Linked DNA regions of Mus musculus: region 2 is linked to region 1. Evidence: chromatin loops called from intact Hi-C (ENCODE). Cell type or tissue: heart. All regions are shown on one strand.

What was found. A loop is a pair of places that touch in the nucleus more often than their neighbours do. Peaks named below come from ENCODE experiments on the same cell type or tissue, not always from the same donor. Only the 100,000 strongest peaks of a DNase experiment are listed, where the experiment ranks them.
Region 2: a loop joins it to region 1, with 2.2 times the contacts of the local background. A loop is called at or near these places in 1 of 42 quality-filtered maps.

Annotation. Positions count from the first base shown.
Region 1 is chr8:70,310,847-70,318,846 of GRCm38, forward strand. It overlaps Cope (coatomer protein complex, subunit epsilon), which reads left to right. Exons shown (of 10, transcript NM_021538.2): 8 at 782-850; 9 at 1,860-1,934; 10 at 2,013-2,156. The coding sequence ends at 2,060. It overlaps Gdf1 (growth differentiation factor 1), which reads left to right and starts at 4,929. Exons shown (of 8, transcript NM_001163282.2): 1 at 4,929-5,262; 2 at 7,345-7,504. Cers1 (ceramide synthase 1) reads left to right here and starts at 4,929. Exons shown (of 8, transcript NM_138647.3): 1 at 4,929-5,262; 2 at 7,345-7,504. The coding sequence starts at 5,014. In heart, no CTCF peak of the experiment used is centred here; DNase peaks (open chromatin) are centred at 2,758, 4,939, 5,876, 6,485 and 1 weaker place; H3K4me3 peaks cover 2,583 bases; H3K27ac peaks cover 1,338 bases; H3K27me3 peaks cover 1,725 bases.
Region 2 is chr8:70,175,009-70,183,008 of GRCm38, forward strand. It overlaps Tmem161a (transmembrane protein 161A), which reads left to right. Exons shown (of 12, transcript NM_145597.4): 3 at 1,837-1,917; 4 at 2,233-2,330; 5 at 2,444-2,600; 6 at 3,859-4,010; 7 at 5,531-5,591; 8 at 5,698-5,841; 9 at 5,928-6,041; 10 at 6,141-6,315; 11 at 6,422-6,518; 12 at 6,875-8,000. The coding sequence ends at 7,131. Among named protein-coding and RNA genes, the nearest start is that of Tmem161a, 6.6 kb to the left of the region's middle. In heart, a CTCF peak has its summit at 4,255 (motif pointing right); no DNase peak of the experiment used is centred here.

The DNA of each region.
Region 1 (8,000 bases):
AGGCAATCAAAAACAAATTGAATGAGGGCCTTGGGCTGAGGCATGACCTGGTGTCTTTAGGAGAACACAGGTGCTGCCCATGTGCTGCTGCCTCATGTGTGCAAGGCTCTGATATGTCTTGAGGAAGGACTGGGGGAAAGGCCTGTCACACTGCACTTAGGAATTTACGACAGGAATATTATGAGTTTGCAGCCCAAAACCAAGAATGTCATGTATAGAGTGAGCTCTCCACAAGGGAAGTCTGCAGTTACTGCTGGGCTACCACAAGGCTCTTCACCAGCCTGAATACTGGCTGTGCCAGACCCAGGTCCATCACTAGGACAATGTCCATGCCCAGCAGGTGGTCAGCAGAAGCTGTTGTGGTCTCAGTTTTTAAACACAGGGGCACTATTGTGGGACTTGGCACAAGTAGTTTCCCATCTGATTGTTCCCAACCCTCACCTAAAGCTGACCTGCCATCTCTGCCTCCATGGAGAGGCTGCTGACGTAACTTTTGGGGCGGGGTGAGGGGAGTAACTTCACAGCCAACAGGTTAATGTAGAGCATGGGAACTCGGTGCCCCCCCCAAAGCTAGGAGGACAGACCTGGGCCAGGCTGAGCAGGAGGCACAAGGCCCTGGACCCTTTGCCTTGCAGAGTGCATGGTGAAAATCTGGGACTGCCTGGTGCCACCTACCTTCTCTGTGGTAGCTTAGGCTGGCTCTTTCTGGACTCAGTCAGATGTTGGTAGGTGGGTTCAGCACCTGGGTTTTGCTGACTGCCTGTTCTCCATATTTTTCCAGGACAGCGGCCACCCTGAGACCCTCATCAATCTCATTGTACTGTCACAGCACCTGGGCAAGCCCCCTGAGGTAGGCTGTAGTGTGGCTCAGGCCTCAGCCCCTTCAGGATAGTGGTGAGGACAGAAACAGGACAGGCAGAGATCAGTGGAGGCCTAGGATGAAGAGGAAGGTGGTGCAGCTTCTGCATAGGTAGCCAGGAAACAACTTGCTGCACTGTCCTAGCCGAGGACAGACATCGTCCTCAGTGCTGTGTAGACACAGCTGGGCTGGAGCTTCCTTGCTTTTAGATCCTAGAACAGACTCTCACCCTGAAGGTCAAATGAGCTTTTTATAGATCTGCATATCAGATATTTACATTATAATAGACAACAGTAACAAAATTACACATAGGTAGCAAAATTAAGTAGCAAAGAAAATGTTATGGCTGGGAGTCAGCATAGCATGAGGAACTGTATTAAAGGGTCCCAGCAGTAGGAAGGTTGAAAATTACCGTCCTAGAATCTAGGACATGGGGCTGGAGAGACGACTCAGGGGTTAAGAGCACAGACTGCCCTTCCAGAGGTCCTGAGTTCAATTCCCAGCAACCACATGGTGGCTCACAACCATCTGTAATGAGATCCAATGCCCTCTTATGGTGTGTCTAAAGAGAGAGACAGTGAGCCGGGCGTGGTGGCGCACACCTTTAATCCCAGCACTTGGGAGGCAGAGGCAGGCAGATTTCTGAGTTTGAGGCCAGCCTGGTCTACAGAGTGAGTTCCAGGACAGCCAGGGCTACACAGAGAAACGCTGCCTCGAAAAACCAAAAGAGAGAAACAGACAGACAGTGTAATCACATACATTAAATAAATAAATCTTTAAAAAAAAAGGATCTAGGACATGTCAGTTCCTAAAGCTTCATCCTGTCACCCTGTTCTGGCCACTCCCCCCTGCAGTGGAACCTGCTGCCCAGGTTCCGTAATCTCTGGGGTGGGGGTGGGGGTGGGGGTGGGTCCCTCCCTTGCTCCCACCCTATCCTGCAGGGTAGAGTGGCTTTTGGATCCTTATATCTGGCCAACTAATTCCAACCCACTCTCTTCAGGTGACAAACCGATACTTGTCACAGCTGAAGGATGCACACAGGGCCCACCCCTTCATCAAGGAGTACCAGGCCAAGGTGAGCAGGGCAGTTGTTCCTATGGATGGGAGGGAGGAAGCGGTGCTGTCTCATGCTATGTCTCTTCTCCCACTGTAGGAGAACGATTTCGATCGCCTGGCAATGCAGTATGCGCCCAGTGCTTAAAGTGGAGATGCCCTGGTGACCCCAACTGTGTGCCGCGGGATGCTGTCCTCCCTTTGTGTCTGCCAATAAAGTCTATCCATTATCGCTCTGCCTGATACCCACCAGGCGCTCACTCTGACAGGAGAGGGACTGGGAGGAGAGAGTCCCAGTCTCCCACCTCACTGTACACCACCAGTCCTGCACTCTAAGCTTCAGGGTACCCCTCCATGGTTCTCTAGCCTCCTCTACAAGCACCCCCCAGGTTGCCTCAATCAGCATCCAGGGAAACTGAGGTACAGACCCATCAAGGCAGCCATCAATGAAGGATGTTGCCACTCAAATCTTGGACCCTAGGGCTTATTGTCTGGGCTGCCACCTTGCACAGCATGGTGGGTATAGGGCCACTGGCAGGATAGACCCATGCTGGGCCCTGCCTACCAGGCTTAGCTATAGTGAGAAGCCCCAAACAGGTCCCACTGGACAGGGAGCAGGAGGTCTAGTTAGCCCCCATGCTGTCTCTTGAGGCTTGTGACCTTACCTTAGCTACTGGGATAGCCATCTGACACCAACTCAGATGCCACTGCAGTGCAGTGCACTGACACTTGGCCATGTGACAGGAGGGGACGGGGCACCAGTATCTGCCTAGCATGAGCTCTATTAGGAAGTCCTGGTCCTTGGCCTACACCACACATCACCCCACACCTCATTGGCAGGCATCCCAACTCCACTGCCAAGAAGAAACTCAGGCTGATCAGGCTTCTTCACTTACAGATGGGCACTGTGTTTGCCAGATGGCCCCAGGATTTGCCAGGAGGGACTGGGAAGGGCCCCAGCCCCTAGCCTGTCACCTAACAACTCAGGAGCAAGTATAAGAACCCCTCTCACCCACGGGGGTTTCCAGTCAGGAACCCTTGAGTAGTGGGCCACACCTATCGAAGGAAGCCGTGGGAGGGTTGGGTTCACTGCTATCCTCAGCTGCATCATGAGACCCTGTGACATGCTCAGTAGTGGACCTTTCCCAGAAGCATGATAGTCCAAGTTTGGGTCCCCAGTACCTACGTAGAAGCCAAGGGCACAGGTGGCTCATGTCTGTCCCTAGGGTTGGGGGCTGCGTCTGGGAGGCAGGAAGCTCGCTAGGGCTCATTGGCCACATGGTCTAGCTGGACCAGTGAGCCCTAGGTTAGTGAGAGATCCTGCCTCAAAAACTAAATACAGGCCGGGCAGTGGTGGCACACACCTTTAATCCCAGCACTTGGGAGGCAGAGGCAGGTGATTTCTGATTTCGAGCGCAGCCTGGTCTACAAAGTGAGTTCCAGGACAGCCAGGGCTATACAGAGAAACCCTGTCTCAAAAAACAAAATAAAAACTAAACACAGGGTCTGGAGAGGTGTGACAGCTCGCAGTTCCGAGTGTTGGCTGCTCTCGCCAAGCAAGGCCTCAGGTTCAGCTCTCAGTGTGTAACTCTAGTTCCAGGGGGTCTGATGCCCTCCTTGCCTCTGGGCACCAAGCAGAGAAAATGCACCAAATGGCTACATCTTTTTTAAATGGTGTAGGTGAGAGGGCTAGAGAGCTAGGCCAGTGGTTAAAAACCACTCTTTGTTTTGTTTTTCAAGACAGGGTTTCTCTGCAGCCCTGGCTGTCCTAGATGGAACTCACTCTGTAGACTAGGCTGATCTTGAACTCAGAAATCCGCCTGCCTCTGCCTCCCAAGTGCTAGGATTAAAGGCCTGTGCCACTAGGCCTGGCCTAAAAACCACTCTTGCAGAGGACTGATGTTCTGACCCCAGCAGCAATGTCCACCCAGCCAACAGCAGCCTGTTGCTCCATCTCCATGGGGTCTACCTTCCAGTCCCATGGGCACTTATACTCATGTGGCATATGTGCACACAGACACAGATATATCAAAAGTCTTATTAAAATGCAGTTTTCTAATAAGTATATGTATATGAGTCCTCTGACGTCATGCACACCAGAAGAGGGCATTTGATCCCATTACAGATGGTTGTGAGCCAAGATTTAAACTCAGGACCTTTGGAAGAGCAAACAGTGCTCTTAACCACTGAGCCATCCAAGGTTTTAAATACTGATGGAGGAAGACTCTGGGCATCTATCTCTGGCCTCCGTACTTGTACCCTTGGCGTGCATGAGTGCACATAGTTCATGCGTGCACATACAGGAGGCTGGAGACCTAGTATGCACAGAGCCTGCGTTCCACTGCCAGCAATAAATAAACCACGTATGGCAGCGCAAAGCTGCCTTCCAAGCACTCAGAAGGCAGAAAAGAGAATCAGGAGTTCGAAATCATCCTCAGCTACACAGCAAGTACTCAGTTGGAAGATCAGCACAAGAGGCTATATGGCTGGAGGAGTTAGTAAGGATCAGGCTAATCTTTATGGCTTTGGCTCAGTGGTGATGGGACAATGGGAGGCTGATCTTTGGACAGTCCTCAGCCCACTACCATTTGTCAGCTCCACCCTCACAGTCTACCAGTGAATTTCTATGGGTCTAGGCTAGGACACTCACAGGCTCCAAAGCTGGCTGTACCCACAGAACCAGGCGCCCTGCATTCAGACCAGTGGGCAAAGGGCGAGTACCAACAACCCAAGCATGGGCTGAATCCTTTTTTTTTTTTTTTTTAATTGTCTCATTGCTTTTATTTGTGTGAATGGGCGCCCAAGTGGAGGTCAGAGGATAATTTGTGTCAGTCTGTCCTCACCTTCACCCGCTGAGCCATCTTGACCGCAGAAGGCAGTCGCAGACTTGAGTAGAGGACCACTTAGTCTCAAAGCAGCACCAAGAGGAGGGCAGGAGGGGTGGTGCTCTGCATAACGGGGGCGGGGCCCGAGAGACCACGCCCCATTCTTGCTCTGGGGGGGCCCGCGCGCCCCCTGCCTGGCTGCGGCGCGTGACGCGAGGGCGCGCGGCGACTCGGACCGGTGCAGGCAACAGCGGAGACAGCGGAGAATTGGATAGCATGGCTGCTGCCGCGGCGACCCCCAGGCTCGAGGCGCCAGAGCCCATGCCGAGTTATGCGCAGATGTTGCAACGAAGCTGGGCCTCGGCGCTGGCGGCGGCTCAGGGCTGCGGGGACTGCGGCTGGGGACTGGCGCGCCGCGGCCTGGCGGAGCACGCGCACCTGGCTGCACCCGAGCTGCTGCTGGCCGTGCTCTGCGCTCTGGGGTGGACAGCGTTGCGCTGGGCAGCCACCACACACATCTTTCGGGTCAGTGAGACCTAGGAGGGTGGGGGACTGAGAACTGCAAAAGGAGAATGAGTGGGGCCTCACCTCACGTATTCCTATGTCCATGGTGGCCGCTGGAAAGTGGGGGGCTCGGGTTTGGAGATGCCCAGGATGTTGGGGCCTCAGGCTATCGCGAGACCCTTTGCGCGGGTTGGATGCCGGGGGGGGGGCTGAATTGAGGTGACGCTGTGATGGATTTGGTGTCCAATATAGTGTGGGGTGTTCTGGGTCCAGGGAAACCAGATCCACACCCTGTCCTGGGTCATTTCGATAGAATCTAGGGCGATCAGCTCGGTACAGCCTCTAGGCTGTTGCAGACCGGAGGACCGACCTGGGGCCCTTCCTGGGGATCGACTTGGGGATCCTGGACGGGAGGCCTCGAGATATACAGAGGTCACCTGTGCCCTGCGTCACGGGGAGCTGCTGAGCCTACACCCAGTCTGTGCAGTCGAGGCTCCGCCCCTGTCTGGGGTCCACATCACCCCTGAGCCAGTGATTGCACAGGCCTGCATGTCATGGGCCAAGCAAGCAGAGGGGCTCAACCTTGGAAATGACCCTGTCTATGTCAAGGCTGGATTCTGCCGCCCCCATGGGGTGATGGTCAAAATGTTCTCTTTCTGGCAACTAAGAAGGCCACCAACCAGGTCTGAAGGATGACCCTGTAGTGATTGCACTGATGACATTAGTACCTGAGCCTGTTCTTCATCCCCCTCCTGGGGTTAGGGGGTCTCTGTGGCATTTAGGCCAGTACCATGGTGGATACTCCCCCAGGGGACTAGCTGGGGACATCCCACCCCCCTGTAACTGAAAGTGGCAGGGGGGTGCGGGGACAGAGAGCATTGTGCCAACAAAGGGGCCTTTCTCTGCTGGCGGGAAGAGGCTGTTCCTTGTTAGGTCAAGACAGGGTGTTGTCCAGCTCCAGGGCCCACCCTGCCTGGTATCACCCACTGGAGGGAGCAACTTCAGCCCCCAGCTGCTGTGGGGAGGTCCAGGCTAGAGTGAGAAGGGCCAAGGCACCGTGCAGTCATGGTCCCCATCTGCCTTGGCCCTGACACTCTCTCGGTGTCCATCTAGGAAGCTGGAGGCCTTGACGAGGCCTGATGCCACCTCAGTTCCACCCTCACCCTTCCTAAGAACTGGGTGGAGGGGCGTCCCACTCTCCAAGCTCAACTTGGCAGCAGCCTGGTTGCTAAGGGTTACAGGAGCTGGGCTCTGGCTGTCTCCATGACAACCGCTGAGTGCTCAGTGCTCCTCTGGCCCCCTCAGCCTTGAGAGGAAGGGGGCTGGGTTTGGCGTTCAGCTCCGGAGCTCCACCCCCAGGGTGCTGGAGCCTTCCCTGACACTAGTCCGCCTATTCCAACAGTCTTTTGTAGTTTTTGAGACAGTCTCACACTCTGAAGCCCAGGTTGGTGAAACTCATGGCAATCCTCCTGCCTCAACTTCCCAAGTATTGGGATGATAGACATGTACCTTCTAATTCAGGGCACACTATCCAGTGGCGTCTTTGTGTCCCCAGAGTCAGGTTGTCTCACCATCACATGATTCCCTTTCACTTTTTCCCCCCCTTCTCCCTCTACACCACCCCGTTTCTCTTAGCAGACTCTGGCCGGCTTCCCCTCCCAGGCATCCTCCTAGACTCAATTTCCCTTCCTGTCTTCCTCTCAGGGCAGGGGAGCACTGGTGTTTTCAAGTTTTCTGTTCCCCAAAGTATTTCCCATCAACAGTCAAGTCATCCCCCCTTTTTCTCTCCCTGACACACCCCCATTCCCTTCCAGAACCTGAGCCCCCCAGATTCCCTGGGCTCCATTGCCTAAAGCCTGAGTGTGTCACCCCACCCTGCCCTCTCCCCTTCCCTCTCCTTTCTCCAGGCCACACAGGACAGCTGGGTGCTAAGTTTAGCCCTTCATGGGCTAACACATGGGCTCTGGTTACCCCAGATGATATGGGCACAGAGGCCCAGCCTTCTCAATGCCACCGAGCCTGCTGAGTCCCTGGGTCTCACTTTGTCCCCTGGAGGAGCCTCGAGCTCCCCAGTGATAACCATTACCTACCATGTTCCCACAGCCCCTGGCCAAGCGGTGTCGTCTGCAGCCTAGAGATGCTGCCAGGTTACCTGAGAGCGCCTGGAAGCTTCTGTTCTACTTGGCCTGTTGGAGCTACTGCGCTTACCTGCTCCTGGGCACCAGTTATCCTTTCTTCCATGACCCGCCCTCTGTCTTCTATGGTAAGAACCCCGTGGGACCAGTGCAAAGGATTCTATGGAGGCTGTCGAGCCCAGCCTGACAAGTGGAAAGTGAGAAATGACTCTTGAGAAGTTGTTTTCTGATCTGCACATGTGCACCGTGTCATGCACATACGTGTGCACCATGTCATGCACATTCGTGTGCACCATGTCATGCACATACATGTGCACATACGTATGTACATACATTCTCCACCCCCTCAGGCGTGGGCCTAATGAGATATCTCAATGGAAGTCTTGATATCAGGAGATCTCCAAGACAAGGATGGCTATGGACCCCTGGAAGTGGAGTGGTCAGAAGAGGGTTCCTAGCAGAGGTAGTGCTGCAAGGGCATGTGCAAAGGCCCTGGGGTGTCATAGGATGGTTCCAATGAAGACCCAAATTTTGGCTGGAGTTTGAGCTTCAGAGATGGATAAGTATGAAGGTTTGTAGATATTAAAATGTGAAAAGTGGGAAGGGCTCCTTGCTAGGGACCAT
Region 2 (8,000 bases), 140 kb before region 1:
GTAGACCAGGCTGGCCTCGAACTCAGAAATCCGCCTGTCTCTGTCTCCCAAGTACTGGGATTAAAGGTGTGTGCCGCCACCGCCCGTCCCATCTACACTTTTTAAACTTTGATTTATTCTTCCTGTTGTGTGTGTAATGTTTAGGTGCCTGTCTGGCACTTGTGTGGAGTCAGGTTGTAAGGTTAGTTTTCACTTTCCACCTTTAGTAGGTTGTCTTAGTCAGGGTTTCTTTCTTTCTTTCTTTTTTTTTTTAAAGAAGTTTGTTTGTTTGTTTGTTTGTTTTAAAGATTTATTTATTTATTATATGTAAGTACACTGTAGCTGTCTTCAGACACTCCAGAAGAGGGAGTCAGATCTCATTATGGATGGTTGTGAGCCACCATGTGGTTGCTGGGATTTGAACTCCGGACCTTCGGAAGAGCAGTCAGTGCTCTTACCCACTGAGCCATCTCACCAGCCCTTAGTCAGGGTTTCTATTCCTGCACAAACATCATGACTAAGAAGCAGTTGGGGAGGAAAGGGTTTATTCAGCTTACACTTCCACATTGCTGTTCATCACCAAGGAAGTCAGGACTGGAACTCAAGCAGGTCAGGAAGCAGGAGCTGATGCAGAGGCCACGGAGGGATGTTCCTTACTGGCTTGCTTCCCCTGGCTTGCTCAGCCTGCTCTCTTATAGAACCCAAGACTACCAGCCCAGAGATGGCACCAAACTAGCCAGTACAGTAGGCCTCAGACATCGAACTCCGGCCACAGGTTTTTAGGCACGGTCTTGGAACTCACTTTGTAAACCAGGCTCGCCTGAATTCACAGAGCTCCATCCATCTGCCTCGGCCTTCTGAGAGCAGGTATCTAAAGTATGCCCCACTATTGATGTTTTGTAATGTGGCGGCCTGGTGTGCAGGAGAGGGTGCCTTAGCGGGCCCATGAGGTACCAGCTATACCACCAGTTAGTATAAAATGAGGCACGGGAAAGGCGTAAGAAGGGATTGGAGGCAGAGAAAGAATGGGACAGAGAAGGAAAAAGAGAGAAGAGAGAAAGAAGGGAAGAGGAGAATGTGGGGAGGGGGACAGAGAGGGAGTGGGGGAGACACACACACACACACACACACACACACACACACACACACACACACACACACATGCCTATACCTGGCTGTTGGCTGTTGGGCAGAGCCTAGAAGAAATGCCAACAACTATGCCTGATGTCTTGGTTCTTTTTTGTTTTTTGTTTTTAATTTATATGAATACACTGTAGCTATCTGTCTCTGACACACCAGAAGAGGGCATCAGATGTGAGCTACCATGTGGCTGCTGGGAATTAAACTCAGGACCTCAGCCATCTCTCCAGCCCCATCCTTTGGTGTCTTTAAAGTACACCTTGGATCTGTCTTGACAACAGAGCTCACCCCCAACTCCCCTCCTCCTGGCCTTTTGTAATCCAGCTTTCTCCTATTTTTCCTGTTTTGGTGTCTGGCCCCTTCTGAGAATACTGTTGAGTGGTTTCTCTTCAGAAAAATGGCTGGGGCACCAGAGAGTCAGACCATAGGTTGTCCTTGATTCTCGAGGTCCCTGTGGCTTGATCAGTTCCCTTCATCCCATGTTCCCAGAATTATGCTAGCTCTGGGTACACCCATGTACCCTGGCTCATCTTTCTATAGGGCTGCTCCCACCTCAGCTCTAACCCCCCAGCGCTGGCCCTGCCCCCTCCCCTCCAGCTCTGCCCCCTGCCCTAACTCTGCCAATGTCCAGTGATCTATTTTCAAAACCAGATTCAGGTTCTTTGCATCATACCCCTAGGCCAATCTTTCCTGACCTCTGCCCCACTCAACCCCCAGTCTGTTCCGGTACATACACCCGTCAGAGGAGGAACTTCGGGCGCTGTCAGGGAAACTGAGGCCCCGGGTCAGGAAGGAGCGGTAAGTGGTCCCCACTTTGACTCCATGGGGCCCCGGCAGGGCTATGCCCTCCTGTCCAGGGAAAGGCCTTATCTTGCCCAAGGGCTCCTGGCTGGGGAACACGGCCTACCCTCGCCCTCACAGCACTGCTGGGCATGGTGGCAGCAGTTGGCATCTTGTTGTACTCCTGGCCATTTGCTTGGGGCCGGCCCTGTGTCTAGTTTGCCCTCACACCTGATGTAGCTAAAGCTCTTTCCCAAGCCATCACCGCCCAAGCTTTCTAGGAGGTCCAGAGATGGTTGTCGACCTCAGCTCTCACTTTCCCTGTGTGCTCAGGTGGGCAAATGGTCTTCATGACGAGAAGCCATTGTCAGTGCCTCGAGATGCCCATTTCCAGCTGCAGACCTGTCCCCTCACTGCTGTGGATGCCCTAGGTAACACCCAGCCCAGTCCCCAGTCCCCTCCCCAGCTGCTGGGGTCATTCTGCCCAGGGGGAACTCTGAGTGGAAAGAGCCTGGAGTAGGTGCTGAGGCTCCTGTCCCTGCAGTCCTGCGCTTCTTTCTGGAATACCAGTGGTTCGTCGACTTCGCAGTGTACTCCGTTGGTGTGTACCTCTTCACAGAGGCCTACTATTTTGTGCTGGGCCCAGTCCAGGAGACCAACATCGCTGTGTTCTGGTGCCTGCTCACTCTGGCCTTCTCTCTGTATCCTTCTCTGGCACTTAGCATGTGGGTGAGTGGGACTCAGGCTCCAGCTTCCCTGTCCCTCTAACTTGCTGTCTATGGGATCACCCACTGTGCCATAAACCTGTCCCAGAGTCAGAGGATGCAGGCCATCCTGATTTTGAACTCCTGGCTCACCCTCCAGCTCTCGGTGACAGGTGCTCATCACTACACTGCTACTGTACACACAGTCTGGTTTTCTTGTACTGGAAAACCAGGAACAGTTTCCTGGGATTTGGTTCATCTTTTTTTTTTTTTTTTTTTTTTTTTTTGGTTTGTTTTTTCTTTTTTTGAGTTTTCGAGAGAGGGTTTCTCTCTGCAGTCCTGGCTGTCCTGGAACTCACTCTGTAGACCAGGCTGGCCTCGAACTCAGAAATCCGCCTGCCTCTGCCTCCCGAGTGCTGGGATTAAAGGCGTGCACCACCACTGCCCGGCGGTTTGTTTTTTCAAGACAGGCTTTCTCTGTGTCGCTGTCCTGGAACTCACTCTGTAGACCAGGCTGACCCTAAACTCAGACATCCTCCTGCCTCTGCCTGCTGGGGTTAGAGTTGCACACCACCACATCTTTTTGCCCAAACCTTCTGGTATATACATTGCATCAAAAAGCATGTCACAAGGCTAGCTTGGCGTTTGGAAAGCAGAGGCCCAGGTATGGTGGGGACCCTAATCTGAGAAAGCACAGACCCTTTAGGGGATCATCTGGCCGCCAAGTGTTCTGAGTATTAGTCTGGGGAAACATCTCATAGTTGAACCTTAACCAGGGACTGCATCTTAGTAGAGTTTTGAGGTTAACTGATGGAGGCACTGTGTGTCTTTGGCTCTTAAATAGTAAAGCCACACACAGAGCTCTGTGCAAGTGAACTTGGCTGAGAAATGGTGGTGTGCCTGAGCATGCAGGAGGAGGCCCCTGGATTTACACACAAGAGGTTGGGGTTCTACCTCAAGCACTGTCCCCTAAGGGGGAAAGAAAACCTGTCTCCCAACTTTTCCATAGCTTTCAAATGTCACATCTACTTGGGCTTTTCACTGCCCCTCCTTCCCTAAGTGCTGCTGCCATAGTGATTTCTGATTGGCCAGAGGTCATTAGGCCACCTCCAACCAAACACTAGTACCCCCAGATCCACATCCCAGGTTTAAACTGCAGGCACTCAAGGCCAGTTCGTGCAGGGTTGTCTGTGCCCTGGAGAGGGGGTCTGAAGAGGGCCCAGCCTGTCCTTGGCTTTCTTAACCTCATCCCTAGGAAGGTGTTCCTCATGGTGACCCGGCTGTACTTCAGTACCAAGGAGGGCGGTGAGCGCTCCGTATGTCTCTCCTTTGCCTTCCTCTTCCTCCTCTTGGCCATGCTGGTACAGGTGGTGCGGGAGGAGACCCTGGAGCTGGGCCTGGAGCCGGGTAGGTATGCTTCTCTGTTGAGTCCCAGGTCACTTTCTGTTTCTTTTTCTTTCTCTTTTTTTCCCACTCACTCTGTGGCTCTGGCTGGTCTCAGACTCACAGAGATCCTCATACTCCTGCCTCCCAAGTACTGGGGCTAAGATTTATCTGTTATTACTGTTTTCAAAGATTTGATTTTATTCTATATGTATGGTGTTCTGCCATCATGTGTGTCTGTGTACCTGGATTGTACAGTATCTATAAAGGCCAGAAGAGGGCACTGGAGTTGCAGTGGCTTATGAGCCATAGTGTGGGTGGGAATGTGGGCCCCATGAAAGAGCAGCAAGGGCTCCTTACCTCTGAGCCTTCTCAGTAGCCTGTGTTTTTGTTTGTTTGTTGTTTTTAAGATTTAGTTTTTTGGGCTCGCGAGATGGCTCAGCTGGTAAGAGCACTGACTGCTCTTCCGAAGGTCCCGAGTTCAAATCCCAGCAAACACATGGTGGCTCACAACCACCTGTAATGAGATCTGACACCCTCTTCTGGTGTGCCTGAAGACAGCTACAGTGTACTTACATATAATAAATAAATCTTGAAAAAAAAAAGACTTAGTTATTTTATGAATGTGAGTGCTATATCTTCATGCATACCAGACGAGGACACTGGATCCTGCAGATGGTTGTGAGCCACCGTGTAGGTGGGTTCTAGGAACTGGACTCAAAACCTCTGGAAAAGCAACTAGTGTTCTTAATCGTTGAGCTATCTCTCAAGCACCCCTGTATTTTTTCAAGATTTATTTAAAATGTTTAGTGTGTGTGTGTGTGTGTGTGTGTGTACATGAGTGCAAGTGCTATTGGAGACTAAAAGAGAGTATTGGGGGGCTGGTGAGATGGCTCAGTGGGTTAGAGCACCCGACTGCTCTTCCGAAGGTCCAGAGTTCAAATCCCAGCAACCACATGGTGGCTCACAACCATCCATAACGAGATCTGACTCCCTCTTCTGGAGTGTCTGAAGACAGCTACAATGTACTTACATATAATAAATAAATTAATTAATTAAAAGAGAGAGAGAATTGGATACCCCAGAGCTAGAGTTACATATAGTTGTGAACAACCCTACACAGGGATTGGGAACCAAACTCAGGTCCTCTGGAAGAGCGTCCAGGGCCTTCTCTGAGCTGTCTCCTCAGCCCTAGGCTCTGTTTCTTGAACAATCCTGCAGAGTCTAGTCCTAGCAGGGCTCTGTGTGCTTCAGAGACAGGCACCTGCGCAGCACATGTGGAAGCCCTGGGTTGTATCCCAGCACAGGAGAATACAGGTACCATTAGAACAGGTTGTCTGGCCTGGGGCTTGGGCCAGTGTGACAGCCTCTGCAAGCATGAGGACTTCAGTTTGCACTCATGTAAAAAGTAGAAATTGCCTGCCCGTGCCTGTAAACCCTGGCACTGGGGAGGCAGAGACAGGTGGATCTGCAAGCGGGAAGGCCAGTCGGCCTAGCTTTGGAAACCATAGCAATGGACGCCACTTGATCCTCTCCTTTCCCAGGCCTAGCCAGCATGACCCAGCACCTGGAGCCTATTCTGAAGAAGCAGGATTGGGACTGGACGTAAGTCCTGGGGACTGGACCTTGGGGGTGGGTGCAGGTAGGGGGAATATCTAAAGGCTAAATTCTGACCAGTTGTGGGTTTCCTGAGACCATCTCTTCTCTCCAGACTCCCTGTGATCAAGTTGGCCATCCGCCTTGGGCTGGCGGTGCTAGGCTCCCTGCTGGGCGCCTTCCTCATTTTCCCTGGCCTGAGGCTGGCCCAGACCCACCAGGACGCGCTGACCCTGTCTGCGGACCGACCACTGCTACAGTTAGGCGGGTCTCCCAGGGTAGGATTGGAGTTGGGCTAGAGGCTGGGGGTGAGGAGCCTGATCCCACTGAGATGCTTGTCCCCAGGCTGCTCCTACACACCAGCTTCCTGTCACCCCTGTGCACCTTGTGGCTCTGGACAAAGCCTGTCGCCCGGGACTTCCTGTACCAGGCACCCACAAGGAACATGACTTTCTCTGTGTGCGTTTTGGGGGCACTGAGGGGCCTGGGGTGCCTGAGGCCATGGCCTGGGAAAGGAGGGCTCACCCAGACTTCCTGCCTGCTTCACTCTTGTTGCAGACCGTCAGAAGGGGCTTTCGACTCTCTGCGCCTCTGGGTGTTGGTGGCGCTGTGCCTGTTGCGCCTGGCAGTAACCCGGCCACACCTGCAGGCCTACCTGTGCCTGGCCAAGGCTCGAGTGGAGCAGCTGCGCAAGGAGGCTGGCCGCATTGAGGCCCGTGAAATCCAGCAGCGGGTATGCACCCTGGGTGGGATGGTCCCGGTGCTGAGGGGGCCTAGTCGCAGGGTCTCTGCCCTGGGAAGACCACCCCTTCTACAACCCCCACTGTCTCCCCCGTTAGGTGGTCCGGGTCTACTGCTACGTGACTGTGGTGAGCCTGCAGTACCTGACCCCGCTCATCCTCACTCTGCACTGCACACTGCTGCTCAAGACCCTGGGTGAGGGGCTGGTGGGAAAGAGCATGGGGCCAGGGGGTGGGGACAGATTTGATAAGGGTAGGATCTTCAGATAAAAGTGGAGGTGGGGGGTTTTCTGTTCGAGGGCAAAGTTGGCAAGTAGAGGTGGGGACATGGCCGGGTAAGGGTGGGGCTAGCAGATAAAAGTGAGGGCAGGGTTTGGGAAAAGCTACAGTTAAGACCCATAGGCAGGGAGGTTGGAGGCAGGGCCAACAGACAGGGGAGGATGGAGGCCCCCTAAGGCCTGCGGGGTGTAACCTAGGTGTGGGCGGGGTGTGAGAGCCTCTAGATTCCCACCATTATGTCTCCACCTATAATTCTCTTCTTCACTCCTGCAGGAGGCTACTCTTGGGCCCTGAGCTCTACTCCTCCCCCACTGGCCCCATCCCAGCCCTCAGAGGCTTTGATCCCTGTAGACCCTGCAGGAGATGAGGCCCAGCAGACTGCAGCCCAGGTTGCAGGGATCCTGGGTGGCCTGCTCACGCCCCTCTTCCTCAGAGGCATGCTGGCTTACATCATCTGGTGGACAGCTGCCTGCCAGCTGCTCTCCAGCCTCTTCGGCCTCTATTTCCACCAGCACCTGGCAGCCTCTTAGCAGGAAGGCACTAGGCTCTAGTGTCTGATTCCTGCCCACCAGGATTGGGACTGTTCCCTGTGTGTGTGCCTTGGTGCCCCTAGATGACATAAGGGTTGGTGTGGGGACTCCCTACCATCTCTCTCACTTCAGTGCCTAGATCATAAACCCCTTGAAGCAATCTCCCCTGGGCCATGATCCCCAAGTGTGTGTGTGTGGAGGGGGCACGTTTTACAGAAATATCCCAGAGACTGGGGGATGAGCAGGGGAGACCTGGATAGTGAGAGGGGCCTGGGAGAGAGTGGAAACCTCAAGATCAGAGGTGGCTAGGAGAGCTAGGGGTGGGACTCTGGCCCAGCATCCATATAGCCCCGGCATCTGTCAGTATCCCCAGGAGGGAGAGACAGTAGTCTCCATGCCTGTCTCCCCAGCACACTTGGGGAAGCTGAGGTAAGAGGGTTAGCCTAGACTAGTAACAAGACTATGTAAAACAAGAAGAAAAAGGGGGCCGGGGGAAGCTTGAAAGGGAAGAGAGGGAAGAGGTTGTCACCATCCTCCAAAGCTGTGAGGATGACTGCTGTGTTTTGAGGTCTTGGTGACTAAGGGTCACCTCCAACTCCAAAGTTATTTTTTTGCTATGACTTAGTGTGTTTACGTGTGTATTTATGAGATATGTGTGACCTTCCTACATATGTAAAATGTGTATTGAGAATAAAAAAGGAGGGCTTCTGCAATGCTGCCTTACCATGGTGCCAGTGTGGTCTGGCCCAGTCATGTTCAAGAGCCAGTGCTCAGTCAGAGCCTTGAGCCTCTGGGTCTCTGTCCAAGAGGACTTAGGAGTGTGACTGCCTATGTGCTGTGAACACAGGTGCTGTGAACACAGGTGCTGT